2 separate regions of the Homo sapiens genome follow, and region 2 is linked to region 1. The links are chromatin loops, found by intact Hi-C in ENCODE. Cell type or tissue: CD14-positive monocyte. All regions are shown on one strand. Links, peaks and the distances in the headings refer to the core of each region. The heading gives the core; the rest is flanking DNA.

The links. Hi-C counts contacts between places; a loop is a spot of excess contacts. Peaks named below come from ENCODE experiments on the same cell type or tissue, not always from the same donor. Only the 100,000 strongest peaks of a DNase experiment are listed, where the experiment ranks them.
Region 2: it touches region 1 in a loop (1.9-fold over the local background); 29 of 110 quality-filtered maps call a loop at or near these places.

The regions. Positions count from the first base shown.
Region 1 is chr6:143,563,260-143,572,971 of GRCh38, forward strand. It overlaps PHACTR2-AS1 (PHACTR2 antisense RNA 1), which reads right to left and starts at 6,080. Exons shown (of 3, transcript NR_027113.2): 1 at 5,601-6,080. It also overlaps a transcript of PHACTR2 not described here. In CD14-positive monocyte, for the core only: no CTCF peak of the experiment used is centred there; a DNase peak (open chromatin) is centred at 3,862; H3K4me3 peaks cover 558 bases; H3K27ac peaks cover 916 bases.
Region 2 is chr6:143,950,694-143,960,405 of GRCh38, forward strand. The region is part of intron 6 of PLAGL1 (PLAG1 like zinc finger 1); the gene reads right to left. Among named protein-coding and RNA genes, the nearest start is that of HYMAI, 53 kb to the right of the region's middle. RefSeq lists an enhancer at 7,852-8,410. In CD14-positive monocyte, for the core only: no CTCF peak of the experiment used is centred there; no DNase peak of the experiment used is centred there.

The DNA.
Region 1 (9,712 bases), core at 2,530-5,029:
GCACTATAGGCTTTTTATCAAGAGAAGAAACCCGGGGGCTCAAGCCTGTACTCCCAGCACTTTGAGAGGCCGAGGTGGGTGGATCACGAGGTCAGCAGATCGAGACCATCCTTGCGAACATGGTGAAACCGCATCTCTACGAAAAATTAAGCCAGGCATGGTGGCACACACCTGTAGTTCCAGGTACTCAGGAGGCTGAGGCAGGAGAATTATTTGAACCCGGGAGGTGGAGATTGCAGTGAGCCAAGATCGCGCCACTGCACTCCAGCCTGGGCGACACAAACTCCGTCTCAAAAAAAAAAAAAAAAAAAAGAAGAAACCCTGTGTTCTTTCTCTTGACATAGTGTTTAGGGAATCAGTAAGATTCCATCAACATAAGCATCATATTCTCTTATTTTTCTGCAAAATCATCAGCAGCAAGTGCTTTTTCCTAACATTAAAATATATTTATTCTGGCTGCGCACGGTGGCTCATGCCTGTAATCCCAGCACTTTGGGAGGACAAGGCAGGTGGATCACTTGAGCTTGAGAGTTCAAGACCAGCCTGGGCAACATGGTGAAACCCTGTCTCTACAAAAAAAAAAAAATACAAAAAATTAGCAGGGTGTGGTGGCGCACACCTGTGGTCCCAGCTATTTGGGAGGTTGAGGTGGGAGGATTGCTGGAACCCTTGAGGTCGAGGCTGCATTGAGCTGAGATCGTGTCACTGCACTCTAGTCTGGGTGACAGAGTGAGATCCTGTCTCAAATAAATAAATAATTGAAAGTTAATTATACTTCTGTCTATGGAATTTTTTACTTCACATAAGCTGAGAGAAGTCAAACTTGGGTTATTGAAATGCTTTAGAAAATTGTTAAACTGTTTACTTTTTTAAGTTTTTAGTCTGTCTTAGTTATATGTGTGTGTGCATATATGTGTGTGTGTATGTGTGTGTGTGCATATATATATATATATATATATATATATATATATATATATGTATGCCACTGCACTCTAACCTTGGCAACAGAGTGAGAACCTGTCTCTAAAAAATAGTAAAAAATAAGTTAATAATAAAATAAGTTGGCCAGGTGCAGTGGCTCATGCCTGTAATCACAGCACTTTGCAAGGCTGAGACACATAATAATGCCCAAGAGTAAAAATTAAGTAAACAGTTATAACATGATTAGTCATTTTATTTATTTTATTTTGCTGGATTGGAGTCTGCTGTTATATCATATAAAACATTTGCTAGGATTTTGTATTTTTAACACCCATGCACATTTATGGGAATTCATTAGAGGGGGAAGCCTGGATTTAAAATTTCCCTCCATGAAACAGTTAAAGATCAAGAGGTGAATCGTGTGGGATATGAAGCATGTCATGGCTGAGCTGCTGACGAGGCCTCGGCTGTGCTTTGCATCATGTAAGGGCTCAGCACCCTGAGAAGGTGCCTGGTAAATGCCACTGGCTGATCGGACGGCAGTTCTCGGAAGGCCTGCTGATCAGAAACAGAGCCTTTGGCAGAATCTCAATGGCAAAGTCACAAACAGTAACAGTCCCTAAAATAACAACTGCAACCTCAGCAAAATGAAAACCTTCTATGTGGGAGGTATAATGGGAAATGTATTGATTGGTATTTTTCTCCAGATACATGAATAGTGATCACAAGTAGAGATGCTCCCCTTTTCTACAAAGGAAAAGGTGTAAAACATTGGTTTTACAATGTAGGAAAACCAATAAAATGGTGGTATAAAACATTGATCACCATCAGCAGATTCTTCTAGCAAGAATGGCAGTTCAAGCCAATAGATATGTTTCATGAATTTTGTGGTTGCAAGTGGCTGGAATGGAATGAAAATCAGCTTTCACGAATCCATTCTCTCATTCTTCTCATTTTAATGAGCACCTACTGCATGCTAGGCATTGTTCTAGGTATGTGCAGGATATCAGCGAGCCTAGCCAAGATTAAATTCTCTCTGCTCAGATACAGAAAATAAGGGATACACATCATACAAAAATACATAATATGTTAGAAAGTGGAAAAAGTAAGTAGAAAAAAGAAAAAGTACAGCAGCAAGGGAAATTCAAGAGTGCCAGGCCGGGCGCGGTGGCTCACGCCTGTAATCCCGGCACTTTGGGAGTCCAAGGTGGGCGGATCACGAGGTCAGGAGATCGAGACCATCCTGGCTAACACGGTGAAACCCCGTCTCTACTAAAAATACAAAAAATTAGCCGGGCGTGGTGGTGGGCGCTACACGGGAAGCTGAGGCAGGAGAATGGCGTGAACCCGGGAGGCGGAGCTTGCAGTGAGCCAAGATCGCGCCACTGCACTCCAGCCTGGGTGACAGAGCGAGACTCCGTCTCAAAAAAAAAAAAAAAAAAAGAGTGCCAAAAAATGGTGGGCATGGAGCAGGGGCATTAGGTGGGCAGAGGCAGCTCTGCTGAGATGGTGATAAGTGAACAGAGTCCTGGAGCAGAAAACCAGTGGATGATGGGGGAAGAGCATTCCGGGTAAAGGAGGTAGGAGGGCCCCAGAATGGAGCCTGCCAAGCTGGATCTGGGCCTATGGTTGCTGCAGGGTGGAGTGAGGGCAGGGTCTTGCGGGCTTTCACTTTGGGCGGGAAGGGGAGTCTGCGCAGGGTCCTGAGCAGAGGAGTGAACTGACCTACAGATAATTTTTAAAAAGCATTCACTTTGCTGCTGTGTTGGAAATAGAGGGTAGGGGCATGGGCAGGGTGGAAGTCAGGAGGCTTGTGGGGGGTTATCCTTAGGTCCCAATGAGACACAGTGAAGGGCTGATCACCAGCCTCCAACTTCTGGGCTCAAGCAATCCTCCCGCCTTAGCTTTCTGAGTAGCTAGGCCTTCTGGTGCACATCATGCCCTGCTAATTTTTCTATTTTTTTGTAGAGATGGCATCTCGCTATGTTGCCCAAGCTGGCCTTGAACTCCAGGCCTCAAGCAATCCTCCTGCCTCAGCCTCCCAAAGTGCTGGGATTACAGGCATGAACCACTGCATCTTGCCAGTTTATTTTATTATTATCATTTATTTACTTATTTTGTATTTTTTTTTAGAGACAGGGTCTCACTCTGTTGCCAGGCTGGAGTTCAGTGGTACAATCGTAGCTCACTGCAGCCTCCAACTCCTGGGCTCAAGCCATCCTCCCACCTCAGCCTCACAAGTAGCTGGGACTACAGGCACATGCCACCATGCCCAGCTATTCTTTTGTTGTTGTTGTTGTTTTGTAGAGAAAGGGGTCTTACTGTGTTGCCCAGGCTGATGTTGAACTCCTGGCCTCAAGCAATCCTCCTACCTTGGCTTTCCAAAGTGCTTGGATTACAGATGTGAGCCACTGTGTCCAGCCATTTTTTAGTAAAACTTAAATATAAACCAAAAGTAGGTAGAATAGTCTAATGATCCCTCATGCACATGGTCCCTGTCCCTCTTACTAACTCATAGTCAAAATTGTTTCTTCCTCATGCCTATCTGCTTGCCTTCCCTAACCTCAGAATATTTTTAAATGAATTCCAGACATCATATTATTTTTCCCACAAATATTTCAGCATGTAATACTAAAGAATAAGGACTTTTCAAAAAAAAAAACCCCACAATGCCATTATCATACTAAAAAAAATTTAACATTAATAACATTAGCTAGTCAGTCAGCATTCAAATTTCCCCCATTGTCTCATCAATGAATGTTTGGATCAGGATCCGATTAAGTTTGACCCATTCCATTTGGTTCAGAATTTCCTTTTGAAGCGTCTCTGTAGATGATTTATCTAAAGCCATTAGCAGCCACACACTCAGTTCCGTGTTCCTCATCATCTACACGTCGCGCTCCTTTCTGTGTCTTTCCCAGAGCAGTGGCCTCTCTTGTCACTGTAACACTTTCACTTCTTTAATTCACTACCTCGAAGTACCAAAGTGACTTTAGCGCCCCAAGTATTCTGGAGTCATTGTGAAAGCTGCAGATGTGGTTTAAGTGTGTTTGGCTTTTGAAAACCCCCAAAAATTTAGATACGCAGCAAAATTCATGGTTCCCTCCCTCTCTCGTTCTCTCATTTAGAGAGAAGAGACACTTTCTCCTATAGTTTTCTCCATACAGGCTTTGGTCTTTGATTTTTATTATTTATTGACTTTTATTTATTTATTTATTTACTTATTTACTTATTTTGAGACAGAGTCTTGCTCTGTCATCCAGGCTGGAGTGCAGTGGCATGATCTCAGCTCACTGCAACCTCCACCTCCTGGATTCAAGTGATTCTTCTGTCTGAGCCTCCTGCGTAGCTGGAACTACAGGCACACGCCGCCGCGCCTGGTGAATTTTTGTATTTTTAATAGAGACAGGGTTTCACCATATTGGTCAGGCTGGTCTCGATCTCCTGACCTCAGGTGATCCACCTACCTCTGCCTCTCAAAGTGCTGGGATTACAGGCGTGAGCCACCGCCCCCTATCTTTGATTTTGAAATGCCAGTCTGCATCAGCTAGAACCTTCCCTACACTGGGGTACTGAGTTGAGGAATGAACTTCCCTCTGTGTTGTTTGCTCTGTGAAACTTTTGACCTGTCTGTGTAATCCTTAGATGTATCGAGGTTTAAAGTATGCTCTGAGATTTGGGAGAGAAGAGAAGGGGTTTTAAAAACAGAAGCAATTGAAGCATTGAGCGTCAAACTTTACCTCTAGAAACGTTCCAGCGATTCCCACGACTCTGTCATGCCCTGGAGAGAATTTTGGTATAGTCGCTATGCATCTTTTCACATAATTATAATCACATACGCAATTTTACCCTTTCTAAATTCACCATGATATTATAAACACTTATTTTCTGTTGTTACATATTTTCCTTTACCTTGATTTTTTTAAAAAAATCCATAATATCCAGGCCTTCTTCCTTGGAAAACAAAACCACTGAGTAGTGACACTCAAGAGTTAAGGGAACAGAATCCCAGACCTGGTTTTGCCACCAACTAGAGATACCACCAAAGGATTGTCCCCTGAGTTCCCTGAGTTTTCTCCTCCATGAAATGGGTACCATAATTCTTACTTCACAGGACTGTTACAGAGATGAGATGAATTAAGGTTATAGGGCCCTTGTAAACTCTAAATTAATATTCAAAAATAAGGTGTTAATGTCTATCTTTAGAGGCAGTAAGCAAAGCTGTAGAAACTAGGTAGTTAGTTCTCTCTGCTGATCAAGGCTATGGTACTCAAACCTTGAATCTAGAGCCCAACACTTAAGGAGGGAGAACCTGTGTGTTCAGGCTGTGCTCCAGCTGCTGGCTCAGGGTAGGGGGTCTTCCTCCCACATATAAGCAAGAGGAATCACTAAAGCAGAGTTCAAATATTCAATCCAGAAAGCAATCAGTAATGGAAGAACTGTAACTCTGGTTTCTTTATAAATGGAGCTGAGAATCCCAGGTATTTCTGATAATTTAATGAAGGTTTATGAAATTTTCTTAGTCTTCCCATGCCTTTGTATTTTGATTTTTAGAATGAATGTACTTCAAGCTTAGCACGTCCCTTATACACTGTAGGAGTATGATAGATCTATGTTGACCTGAATGAAGGTATGAGCAGAGGGGAATTATCCACGCAAGTATGGTATTATTTACTTTCCTCTTATTATTGAGCTGGTGATTCCAGTATTTCCACGGAATAGTAGATCAACAGGCACATTTCGGATTTGACTAATCAGAGCTGCAGATGTGGTCTGACAGTTCCTCTCATCCACTCAGTTCTGCTCTCTTGGTTGCTTTCTCGATTCCTATTCCCAGATATATTTCTCCCTGGAGACTGTTTTCTTCTGGACTAGTCTCTTAATCTTCCCAACCCATATTTGGAGAGATGTTTCGTGCTCACCCGTGACCATGAGAAAGTGTTGCACTTTCTGGCCTCCCTTGCAGTTAGGCAGGGCTATGTGATTGGTTCCAGCCAGTGTGGGCTGTGAGGGAAAGAGGTGTGTTACTTGTGGGCTGAGACAGTGAGAAGCTCGTGCATAATTCTCCAGGCTTTCTTTCTTCACCTCATCAACTGAGGAGACCACAAGTTCAGGAATCATAGCCACAGGATGGTGGAGCCGCCATTGGCCTCAACTCTGAGTCACCATGGCAACAGTCTCCTTGGAGAATCATGTGGCCCACAATGGACTTTATGTAATTGAGAAATCCATTTTTGTGATGTCAAGCCAATGATATCTGGGGATTATTTGTGACAGTGGCACAATTGTGTTTATTCTGACTACACATTCCATCTCTAAAATGGCCTCAGTCTGTTCTCTGATTTTAAACCTTTCTTGTATGTGGGGAGTACATCCTGAAAATTTTGATGTATTTATATTATTTAGATTATATTGCCATATTTTCCAAACTGTGGCCTACATACCACTGGTGGTATGTAGGATATTTTTATGTGGAATATAGATAGACATACCTGTTTTTTAAATATTTACATGTATAATTCTTTTCCACTTATGGCAAGTGATGTGTCTTTCCCATTCTTAGTGGTTGCATAAATGCTTCTTTTACAATAACATTGGAGAAAATGAAGTGACTTAAGGAGAAATATCCAGCAGATAAAAGTATAATTGATGTGCAGATATGGCAAAAGTCTGAGAAATGCTATTCAAATGACTGAAGATTTGGGAAGTGCTGCGTGTGATAAGTTATATGGTGGAATGTCTTAAAGAAATCTCCACCAGACCAGGAGATTTTCATTTTTGACAACCAGTTCACAGAATTCGATTCAGTAGATGTTTTTGAATGAGTAAACATTACTATAAAAAATGTTTAAATCTAGGAACCTAAATAATAAAAGTCCCAGTCCAATCCTTTGAGGTCAATTTCATTGTTTTTCTCCTTATTCTCTGCTCTTAAGAGATTCTGTTTCCCTTAAGTGTGTTAGGCTCAAATCAGATTTAACCAAAGATCAGCATTCGTGGCATCATAACATTTAAGAATTTAAAATGTGTGCATGACATTTTTAGAAATAATGATTTGCTTTGCTGATATTAAAAAACGAGGTTGCTGTTGGTCTGAGTCACAGGTGAAGCCCCATTTGTTTTTCCATTCAGCCACCCGCTGGCCCTAATCACAAATGTCTTTGTACTCACAGTCATCTTATGCAGGGTTTGTACTTCGGCTTCTCTCACTGTGCTGGAGATTAAAATGTGAGATGAGGAGTAACACACTTGCCAGTGACATGGAAGTAAATATTATTGTTTTTGGGGGGTGACATCGACTGCATTTCAAATACAGCCATGAAAATGTTCTATCAATAGCTTTCTATCGATTGGCAGTTTTGTGCCTTTTCAGTTCAGCTCCCAGAGCTGGTCCTGATGAGGTGACTGGCAACTCACCCCAGGTGTGGCAGGCCCCTCCCCACTCTCCTGGGGCTCTCCCTCTCCCCGCTTGCTCTCCTTCCCTAATCCCCACACCTTTTTATGAAGATCAGTCCTTTGCACAGCAGCCATGGCCAGCGTGAGGTGCATGTGCAAGTGGAGAAGTAGCAGGTTCATCGACTCGTTCTGGTAGGGGGCCTCTATCTTATTGAGCACACTTTTGACGGTGGAGATGCCGCTTTATTGCAAATCCCTCCCCGGACTCCTCCTCTTCTTCCAAAATTCAGGCTGAAGACAATTGCCCTGATTCCCTAACCTAAGGGATGGCTCTGCAAGTGGTGATCGATGTTTATCAAATGCCCCTGAGACTCGAAGACGCAAATTATATTCCTATTTTTCATGAAATTTAAAAAACTTTCTAATTTAAGATCATTTAACTTTTAGCTGCTGCAAAACTGGTACATGGAGTTCTCGTATACTCTTCACCTGGACTCCCCAAATGGTAATATCTTACAAAACTGTAGTACAACGATGGAAATCAAGAAGGGAATGTAGGTAAAGAGCAGTACAGTACAGTACTTCTAACTAATCTGCAGCTGTCATTCAAATTTAGCCAATTATCCCACTAACAATTATCATTGTTAGTAACAATTATCATTGCGGTGTTTGTCAGATGGTGACTTTCTAGTTATCATCCTTCTGCATTTATCAATTGGAATTCTACTACAATGAAGAGCTACCTCTTCTGAGCTATTTATTCATTCAGTTATTTATTTGTATTAGTGTGGTCTCATGGATATTTCCTTTATCCTATAATCCATTACTATCTACTTTATTTCTTTTTTTAGAGACCCTCCAGCTCTGTCACCCAGGCTGGTGCAGTGGTGCAATCATAGCTCACTGTGGCCTCAAAGTCTTGACTGAGCTCAAACAATCCTCCCACCTCAGCCTCCTGAGCAGCTGGGACTACAGGTGTGCACTGCCACACCTGGTTAATTTTTTTTAAAATTTTTTTATAGAGATGAGGTCTTGCTATGTTTCCCAGGCCGGTCAATCATCACTCATTTTGTTGCCCACATTGTTGTACAATTGGCTATCGAGAGTTTGGTACAAGTTTACTCCTGTGTCCATTTGCCATGCTCCCATCATTAAAAAAATCATTTCCTTACTTTCTGGGACCACAAGACGTTCCAGACTCATCTTGTGTTTTCTCTGTCCCTGCTTTAGAATCAGTCTTTTCTCCTATGAGCCCTGCTTTCAGTATTATTTTAATGTTAGATTTATAACGTTCTGTTCATGTTCTTGGAAAATTAATATTTACCATATGGGAGATCTCTATGTAGGAGATATTAGATATTCTTCTACCATCTACAGAACTGATTTCTTATGAAACACTGGTCCCAAAAACATGTCAGATTATGAGGAGCATAGCCTATTTTGATACATATGCTAAAAAATGGGAAGCCACACAACTAGGATTTTCACCAAAAAATCTGTTTTACTCTTTCTTGCTTCTATATTTCTTTTTAGTAGGTAACTACAGGTCCAATATCTTTTAGACTTTTTGTTGTTGTAGACTTTGTTTTTTGCTAAGAAATTCTTTTGGCCCCGTGTAAATATCTTCTGCAGTTTAGCTCCTCACTGGCTTGAATTCTCCCCTCATCATATTTTGTCCTGACACCTTCCCTCTTTGCTGAATTTTTGATAACAGCATCTCTGTTTCTCTGGATCTCATGACAATTTTCCAGTCAATCTGATCAATATATACAGCCTCAACACTGAAGTGAACCTGAAAGTTTCTTGACCAAAACTAGAGTCTAATGCCTCCATCAAATATATCCCAACTATATATTTTTTCAAAATAGAATGTGTGTGAGTGTTTGTGACTATGTGTTTATTATAGATTGATTCATACTCAAACACTAACAGTGGTTTTTTTGTTTGTTTGTTTTTTTGTTTTGTTTTGGTCATTGTGGTTGTTGTTGTTTTTGAAATGGAGAATCTCTCCATTGCCCCAGGTTGGAGTGCAGTGGCACGATCTAGGCTCATTGCAACCTCCACCTCCCGGGCTCAAGCAATCCTCATGCCTCAGCCTCCTAAGTAGCTGGGATTACAGGCACATGCCACCACACCCAGCTAATTTTTGTATTTTTGGTAGAGACACGGTTTCACCATGTTGGCCAGGCTGGTCTCAAACTCCTGACCTCAAGCAATCCACCTGCCTCTGCCTCCCAAAGTGCTGGGATTACAGGCATGAGCCACCGTGCCCAGCCAACAGTGGTTTATTTTCTTTTGAAATTCACAAATCTTACTGCTATGAATCTATTATCATCAAATTCTAAAAGCATAATGTCTTTTATCTGTGGAAGTTTGGTCATCATCAGATAAGAAT
Region 2 (9,712 bases), core at 3,201-5,700, 390 kb after region 1:
TCTCTCACCTACTTAACACCCTGCATATACACTTTTCTCAACTTATCTCAGTAAGTTGATTCTCCCCAATTCTTGCTTTATGAGATGACTGGCATGTCCAACAGAACTTTCTGCAATGATGGAAATGTTACAGATGTGATGGCTACTGAGCACTCAAAATGTGCCTCTGAGAAACTGAAACTTTTACTTTATTTAACTTTAATTTAAATTGCCACATAGTGCCAGTGGCTGCTGTCCTGGACGGCACAGGCAGACTCTTGGTATTCCCATCAAAGGAGAGGAAGGCAAGGCTGTGCTTTCCTTGGACACAACTGTGCTACTGATTGAGCCTCAGGTGTTTACCCTGAAGCTATAAATCCAGGCACTTGTTCTGTGAATCCAGTGGAAAGATTCCCCAGTTCAAATTCCAACTTACCCATGTTATCTGTGTCGAGTTTCAGTTTCCTCATTTGTGATAGTTACCTGATGTATGTAAACAGGCTGCTGGGACAATCGACTGAGACAAAATGGATCTGAAAGCACACTGTAACCTAAATAAACACCCTACAAATAGGCAGTATTTATGAAACACTGGAATTAAAAGTACTATAGAACCATGTGTCAATGTACAGCTCATGTTCTAACCATTTAGCTATGGATGTAATGGGAAAGAGACACATTCTCTCCCTATGGATACTACACCATATCAATTATACTGGAAAGAAGTGGCAGTGTGGACAACACACGTGTAGAAAGGACACAAGAGGTGGCAAGTAAAACGCCTGCATTCTTTCTCAGCAGATGTAAACCTTGACTCATTGCTTACCAAACACACTAGGAGTACAAAGAAAAAAATAAAGCTTATTCAATTGAAAAACTTGCCCTTTGGCACTGAATGAGGTTTTCCAGATCTCTTTCCAGCCACTTCTTCCCAAGATTCAAAAGGCCAGCAGTCATGGACATCACCCATGCCTACATTTCCCCTGAGCCCTCAAAGATGAATGGGACAATCTGAGCATTAGACATGGCCATGGTTTAAAGGTGAGGCACATTTCCTCCAACTTCAAGTTTCCCTCAAAGACTAAAACACAAAGTCTCTCGTTTTTATGCTTATTTCATGAATATCTTTTCCCAAGGCTTTGAGTTCCAGGTCTGTGTGTTTAATATACCTAGCCTAATACTAATTGCAAAGTTGGTCCTCAGAACTAAGTTAGTTATATAATAGTGAACATTCTTTAATTTCTTCAGAGAGTCCTTAATGAACTCAAATTCATAATTTTTAATCACCGTAACTATGTATTTCTTCCATATGGGCCTTAGAATACAAATATTTGTTTTCATGATATAATAATAAACTTCTGTAAAAACAAGACTGTCTACCCCAACAGACTATAAACGCTTTGTGGCTGAGGGTCAAAGCTTAGCTATTAAAAAACGACAACAACAACAACAACAACTGTGGGTATATACAACATCTCTCATCACCACGCACTTGATCAGTTCAAAGGCTGTTTACTGATGAGTCCAATCTTTGGTTGAAACCCAATGCACTTTCTGGCCACATCCTTAAAACAATTTATGACAACTTTCTATTATCTGGCAGGCCACCAACGATCCTAACAGAACTTACAGAGCAATGGTCCTGATGCGAGTCATTCTGTTCTGTGACTTGACATAGAAATTGCATTTGAGTCTTAAATACGGTGCTATTTCAACACCTGTCACCCTAGAAAGATAGTAAGTCTTACCCCAAAACATCTCAGGACATAATTTTCAGTCCCCTTGATTCTAAAAATACTGAGTGATACAGATCTGCCAGTATGCCAAAGAAGGCTTGTGCCATCTGCTTCGTTCTGCTCATGTTGATTATTTTGGGGATGAGAGAGGATCAGACGGGAAGAAGAACATATATATATGGTAACAGCCAGGAAAGACTGTGTTCCCAGGGGACAGGGGTATACGAGGGTGGAGGGGGGAGTCAGAACACAACTGTAGTTCCAGGACTTCTCCAGTGCTACATAACACATCATCTAATGGGGCACAACTGCTTTACAACATTCTTAAAATAAACTGTGACTTCTGGCATCTATTTCCATTGTCCTCAGTGACACAATCAATGCAAGGCCCATTTCTGAGAGGAAAGTGAATTTCCACTTTTGGTCTTCCAACAAGGGTGTTTTTCTCAATATCAGTTCTTTGAAGGACTTTGGTAGCAGTCTCTATCAAATTTAAAAAAGCTATTTAGAAATGTCATCAGGAGAAAGATGATATCCAGAACCTCCAGGTAGTCATGGCTGCCATGGCTGCAGACCTCACTCCCATCATGGCCGGAAGGCAAGGCCAAGGATCACTCCACTTGCTGTTTCCTTAAAGTGCTACTTTCTCTCACGCTTCTGGCTTTCTCCCTCCTGGAATGTCCTGGGAACCCTTGTCTACCTGGCAAACTTCTACTTTTCTCTGTCACTGCCAGGCAGAGGCACGAGTTCCTCCTCCACACGGTGAGGTGTTTACTCAATGGCCCAGTAGAGATCTCCACCTTAATATGTTTGAAGAGCTTTCACTCTAGTTTATCCTCATTGTAGGAAGCACTACCTGCCCTTCTATTCTGCTCTGAGAGAGCCACCTGCTGAGCCATCAGGTTTGTTGCCTATAGATTCTTTTCAGCTGTCACCTTGAAAGACTGAATTTTGTTAACCCAGTGACTAAGCTCTTACTTTCTAAGAAATGAGGCTTAAGATAAACAAGAAAGACAAAGTGAATTATTTCTCTAATATTCAGGGAAAAAATTGAGAAAGCTGTCCAGATGATTATGCTACAGCTTTGGAACATCAAATCCACATCCTAGCCAGAACATCTGAAAAGGGACAGGGTGTGTTCTGTTTACAAATAGTGTAATATTTGGTTAAAGATGGCCAACTGAATAAAAGCATGTAGCTCCAGTCTCTCTGAAAATTCTACTAAAACAGTAATAGTGGGATTTTTCTAAAACACAGCCTAATATAAAAGGGAGAAAACAACAAATTTTGGAAGCTGAAAAGCAGGTAAACAAGCAGTGATCGACTTGGCCATCCTAAGAAAGCTAAAGTTTAAGCCAGCATTAAGAGGCAACAAAACAACCTGCTATACCCTGAAGCATCTACCATATGTCTCTGCAATTTGGTACAGTAGGTACTTCTGGAAGTGAGGATGGAAACAGGTATGAAAGCAGCAGGTGAAAGTCTGTTAGTGAAGCACTGAGCCCTCCTGACCTCTCCTGATGCCTGCAGTGGGGTGCCTGCCCTTCCTTCCCCTAGCACAAGTGCTCGCTATGGAGACTGTATGAAAGTGGGGGAGTAGCCTGACACAGGGTGAATGTCCTCTCTCTCAGGGCAGGAGGATGGAGGAGTCTTCCCTGGGAAGCTGACCAGCCCAAGAGAAAAGAGCAAACCATAAGGACAAAGGGGGTTTCCTCCAGGGGTCGCCACCTTACCCTATACAAGGCCCCAGCTGACAAGCCCCACCTAAGTATACAAAGCTCCCATCAGCTCTTTACTGGCTTGACTCACAAATTAGTAGGCCAAGGATCACCAGAAATCAGAGGAAGGCACTTAATAGGGAAAACTGACACAAAAAGTAACGGGGAAAAAAAGACTACGGGGGGAAGGAAACTTCAAAAATAATAATCATTAATATCCTAGAGAGAACAGAGGTCCTTAAAAGAAGAGCAGGATATTATTTTTTAAAGAGGACAACACCAACAAAAAGGCAGTGGCAGTGCAAGACCCCAGGGGCTGGGACAGGCATTTGAGTCAAACTTGCAAGGGGAACACTTGAGAACCCAGAGAGCATCTGAGAGTCAACACCATGAGGCAGCCTCTTATAACTCAGCTAATATAATCCAGAGACTAACATTCATTGACTAAATGGTTAAAATATGTATCATTTCACCAAGAAACATGAAAGGAGAGGAGATGATTTTTAAACTAACAAAACAGAGTATACTATCTTCATCACATGACAAAGTTACCTATTATCATTGCTTGCATGAAACATTCATGTATTAGAAGTCATGGATAATACGATACAGTAAGACAATAAACTAATGAAAGGCATAAAATTGGAATGGAATAATTATTTATTTGCAGAGGAATGTCGATATAGAAAATCCCAAAGAATCCACACACAAGATTAGAAAGCCTGGCAAGGTGTTTGATTATAAAAATCAAACTACACAAACAGCTGCATTTCTAAATATCCACAAACAGAAATATAGTTTAAATACCATCATATTAGCCAGAAAATAAAGACAGGTAACTAGTGCCCAGCCAAAGGGAAAGAGACAATATGCAAGACTGGAATCATGGACAGGATATATTCAAAGATGTGTTTCCTCAGGAATGAATGGACAGAATACAATTACATTGCTCTATAATGACATATGCATGAAAACAGATAAATAGAAGTGAAAATCATTACTAAAACTTGAGGTGGTGGTTGTCTAGGCAGTGACCATCTCTTGCTTGGGAGATCAAGAAAGGTGTCACAGAGAAGTAAAAGTTGAAGCTAGCGTAGAAGTTTACAACGTGTTCAAGAGGGAGGTGGTCTATTTCAGGCCAAGGGAATGAATCCAACCACCTGGAGAATAAGTGGTTCAGTAAGACTGGAATACAGGTGCAGATGTGGGCAAAGGAGAAAACAGGCTAGAGAGATGGAGAATCGTGAAGGGTCCACTCTACAAGGGGAAGGTGGGCTTTTTTGTCATAAATTGTTTTTAGCAGATTGATCTATTTAGTCAAGTCCAGCCACAAACTCTTGAATTTATGTGGAGATGCAGTGAGGAGGGCGGGAAGAGAAGAGGTAGAAATAGGTAGAGAATGCCAATAAAATGCTGTGAGGAATGGGAAGAGGCAGTGGGGAAAGCCTCAGCCTGTGATTGTGAGCCTCAAAGGGCCACAGAAAACTGACAAAACCAAACTACCAAGGGGAAAGGACGACCCAGGCGCTCACCACCAGGGAGCTGGGCAATGGGGACCGATCAGAAGCAGTGGACTTGCCACCAGATTTCACTTTTTGATGGTAACTCTGGCAGGGACGTATAAGACATGCTGGAGGGTGGTGGGCTGGATAATGAGATCATTTAGGCTTCTGCCAGATCTCAGAAGAGAGAACACAGGCCTGCACAAGGAGAGAGGGCAGGTTCCAGTGACACTCTGTAAACAGAATAACTGGATTAGGACTGAGGTTAGGGGAAAGAGGGAATGGTGGTGGCAGAGAGAGGTTTTCTTCTGCATCCCAGAAGAAAAACTCAGCAAAAAATAAGCGTTAGGAGTTCATTTTTAGACATGCTGGGCTTAATGGTGCCTAATGGGCATTCGGGCCAGCAAGGAGACGTGAAGCGTGGAGTGGCTCAGGAGCTCTTCTAGTCTAGGGAAGCGGATGCCTTTCTGAACCTAACTTATACAGGCGATTTTATAAGTTACTCTGAGCTTTCCATGGGTGGCCTCATATCCTGTCAGTGACTCACGTGTTCAACCTTGATCACCAATGTTTTCCTCCTAGAGTGGTTTGGTCAAGTGGGCTAGCCCTGGGGGTAAGGAGGAATTTGTTTTCTTTATGGCAGGCTGCAGCTAGACTGAGACTCCCTTAGGTCATCTACTCTGCACTGTAGCCCGGATGGAAGCAGCCTTGTGGGGGCATGGAATTCTCAGAGCTCCAAAGACAGAAGCAGCCTTCTGCCTCAAAATCCCCCCAGCTCCTCTTGGATAAGATGGTCTACTGATAGGCCTATGGTGATAAAAATGAGCAAAATGAGAATTAAGTCTGAGTTCAAAAACTTGATGTTGGTAAATAACTTCTAGATGGTGATAGTACAAACAAGATCCTAATAAACAAACAAACAAACAAACCCAAAACAAAAATCTTTTGGTTATCTCTTCTACTAGAAGAAGGTAGGCTTTTTATAGATGGGAGCTTTTCTTTGCTATATTTAGCAGATTGAAGATATCTAACCTATTGAGTCAAGCCTAGCCCCTGACTGCATCTACATGGAGATGGAGTGAGGTGGTAGAGGTAGAGGATGCCAATAAAACGTTCTCAACTGAAACAGGAAGAAGTCCAGAGAAGCTATGGAAAAGGCAAAAGCCAATGAATGTGAGCCTTGGAGAGCCACAGAGGACTGAGAGATGCTGAACTACCAAGGGGGAAGGGATGACTCTGATGAGCAGGGAGCTGGGATCTGTCACCCCAGAAGTGCTTCATCTCTCACAGGTCTGGGGCCCCTTCCACCACTGGCCTTCCTCATCCATATAGCACGGAAGCAAGGGGCTGGGACAGCCAGGATCCCCACGAAAGGGCCAAAGGCCTTCTTCCAGATGGGTCATCCAGTATAGTACCCACCAGGGGGAACGGAGGAAAAGAAATATTGTTGCAGACTCTTGGATCTTTGACAGGCCTCCTCACCTCTCCCCACCATATGCATTGTATTTTTAAATAGAAACAGTCACAAAAAAATAGACAAATGTCTACAAGTAAAATAGATGTGTGCATTGAGAAAGGCAAGGGTTAAGTCCAGGCCTGGTTCTCAAGCTGAGATGGGACTGCCTTGTTTGAAGAGGACTATTTATGAATGAAGACTCTCAGGAGTCTGGTGGGGGGGTGAGGGGTGGAGAGCAACTCCCAAAATCCAGACAAGAGCCTTTGGTATTAGGGGAAGATTTTCTAATTGTTACAGTCAGGAATGGGGATCATTCCTTTATGATAGCTGAAAATACATCCCCCTCCTCACTCCCTAGAAACCCTTGAGTCTCGCCTTTAGGCCCTTTTAGGGTCTGCTTCTATAGCTGATGGCGGTGATCTCTTTTCCTGGGACTCTTAAGTGTAGGACATGGAGGAACCAGAACTCTAATTAGCAGCAGGACCTATTATTTTTCCAATAAGGTTAACATTCAAGGGAAAGAAAAGCCTCTTTCTTTCTCAGGAAGTGTGTGAGGATATAGGCTCACATTGAGAAGAGAAATGTGAAAAGCATATTAGTTACATTGACCATGGGATGCCTGGTTTGTGAGTGAAAATCACCGGAATGACCTTGAAGGATCTGAGATCTAGAAAGGATGCTCAAGACTTGGGTGGACTGTTTGATCCTAAAATAACATATCACTAAATAAACAGAAAAAGGCCTTGAAGTACAGATAACTACATGGGAGCAGGGTATCTTGACACTGGATTTATAGATGACCTCATTGTTTATTTTTTGAATATCTGCACTTTCTAAAGTTTGATAATGACTACTTAGGCTGAGTCTAGGAGTATACCCGGTTGACAAATGGAGGAGGCATATTGCAGAGGCAGAGGGGAGAACAGAGAAGAGCTCGGAGTCATGAAGCAGCATAGGGCAATGTGGAACACGTGGTGCAGCCTGGCTGGGATGGGCAGGAGAGGGGCCTGTGTCAGAAAACCAATAACAGGGATAGTGCACCTGGCAGGGGACACTGGGTTTATCCTACAGGGAACTGGGAGCCAGTGAAAGTGAGGATGTCCCATCTACAGATGAATTGCAGAGAGGAAAAAGTTACATATAATCACTTATCCCTCCCCCATGGGTAACTCAGTTACCTGGAGAGAACAGCAGATTGAAAGGTACTGTTCTGAAATGCTAACTGGTTCTTTTTACATGAGATGAACCCAAGACCAAATCGGATTACCCTAGACACAAATTTGATGGGCAGTTTTAAAGTAACGTGCAGTAACTTTTCAAGCTCGATGTAGAAATATCCAGAACTTATAGTAAACTGTGTACATGCATGGTTATGTGAGAAAAGTGAAGCTGCTGCACCTGTTCCCAAGCTCACTCCACTTCCTCCAGAAGCATGCCTGTCTGCCTCTCGGGACACAGGCCGTACTTTATTAGACACAATTATTTCAAGAAGCTTGAGAATTTTCTCTTTGCCTTTCCATGTCATGTCCAATAAATTCAAAGGATGCAAAGCAAATTGTTCATCCAGGAATAGTTAATTTGAGAAATAAAAATATTTATCACTGGTCCTTTAAGATTATCCTGATTCTTGATTTTTTCTTTTTAAACTGATTAACATTTCATCAGGTTTCCATTTTAAAAGAAAATGGCACTGAAGAGACAAGGCAAGTTTTCCAAGCGACAACACTGGCTTTTCTGAAAGGGGAAAGGAATGTTAAGGAAATGGGGGAGAAAGCTTAAAAAGAGTGGAACACTAGCAAGCAGGGCCTCTTCTCCTTTTCACCTTAAGTCTTTTTTCTCTCCCATTCACAGCTTTAGGTCCTTTGTTTGTTTAACAAACCATTACAATCATACCCAGTTCAATGGGGGAGGAATGTGAACTCTCTGAGTAGCTGTCCTTGCAATCCACATGTGTGGTCCATCCCCCAGCTCATCCGCAGGCAGCTTTCATGTGCTGCTCTGCGCTCCCCGTCGCCCCGGAGGCCGGCACCTTGCTCACAATAAGCCTCAATTTCCCACCGCTGCCTGCTCGCAGCTCCTCCCCAGCAGCTGAGAGCAATGTCTCAAGTGGCTCTTCCTCCCCTGCTTGCCTTGCAATCATACTGTCCACCCTGCTTTGGCTGGCCCCCTTCAGCTCCTGAGACAGACAAGGCCTGCTGTGTTAGCCACACCCCACCTGTTCGCAGCCCATGGACTCGCCACTGAATACTTCGGCAGACACATTCCAGGATCTTCCTGGCTAGCACTCCTAGTCTTCTAATGTCAGGCACACTGTAAACAGAAGATACAGGCAAGACGCTCCCCCACCCCACCCCAACTCCCAGCCCTAACTAGAACTGCTAGGTCCTAGTAGATATGTTGGCCCTGTTGGGATTAATTTCAATTTCTTGGTCAATAAATCCAAATATTTAGTGACAATATTGTATTTCAGTAGGAGTCGGAATACTATTTAATAAACTATTTCAGTTGAGCTCATAAAGCTCTCTCATGCTATTCCAATAATTTCCATCTCATAGCCCTAAGAGATAGGTAGAAGGGCATCATTGTCCCCATTTCACAAATGAGGAAACTGAGGCTCAGAGGATTTAAGTTTACTGCCCATCAGCATGGACTAATGACATACTGCAAGTAATACACTGTCCTAAGCAAAACGCCTAGCACAGAGTGAGTGCCCCAAAGGCATTAGCTTCTATTAATATCATTACTGGTGATGATGATAATGATGATGAACAGAGGTTGCTCCCAGGTGTTCTGAACTAAGCCAAGTGCTCTTTCAACCTACGCTTTGCCATCCCTTCTAGCCACACTGTCTACATGAGCAGTGAAGTTCAGCAACTGCTTTACAACAGCGTTTTCAAATAAAGCCTCAGGAAGTATGGCTGGATTGCCTCATGTGGCTGGGATGCGACCAGCATCTTTCCCAGGCTTATCTTTCAGTCGACATCTGCCACAAAGACAGGACAACCTCTTACACATCTTATGTACACAAGTTAGGAGTGTTGGCAGGGGCAGCTTTCTTCTTTTGAACTGACAGGGTTGTCAGCAGAAAATTCCATAGATCTATGTGTATTACTAGGCTGTGGATGTGGGACAGCAGAGGTCATGAAAAGTTGCTAACTGCATCATCCAATTCCCTGAAACACATGTGCACTGAGCTTTAAAAAATGAAAGGGCTAAAAGAACCCTGTTCTCGGGTATTCTGCAGTTTGTGGAGGAAATGTGTTTATTTTCCACTAGAACCTTTTTGAAGTACCCTGAACCTCCAGCATGTTCTTGCCTATG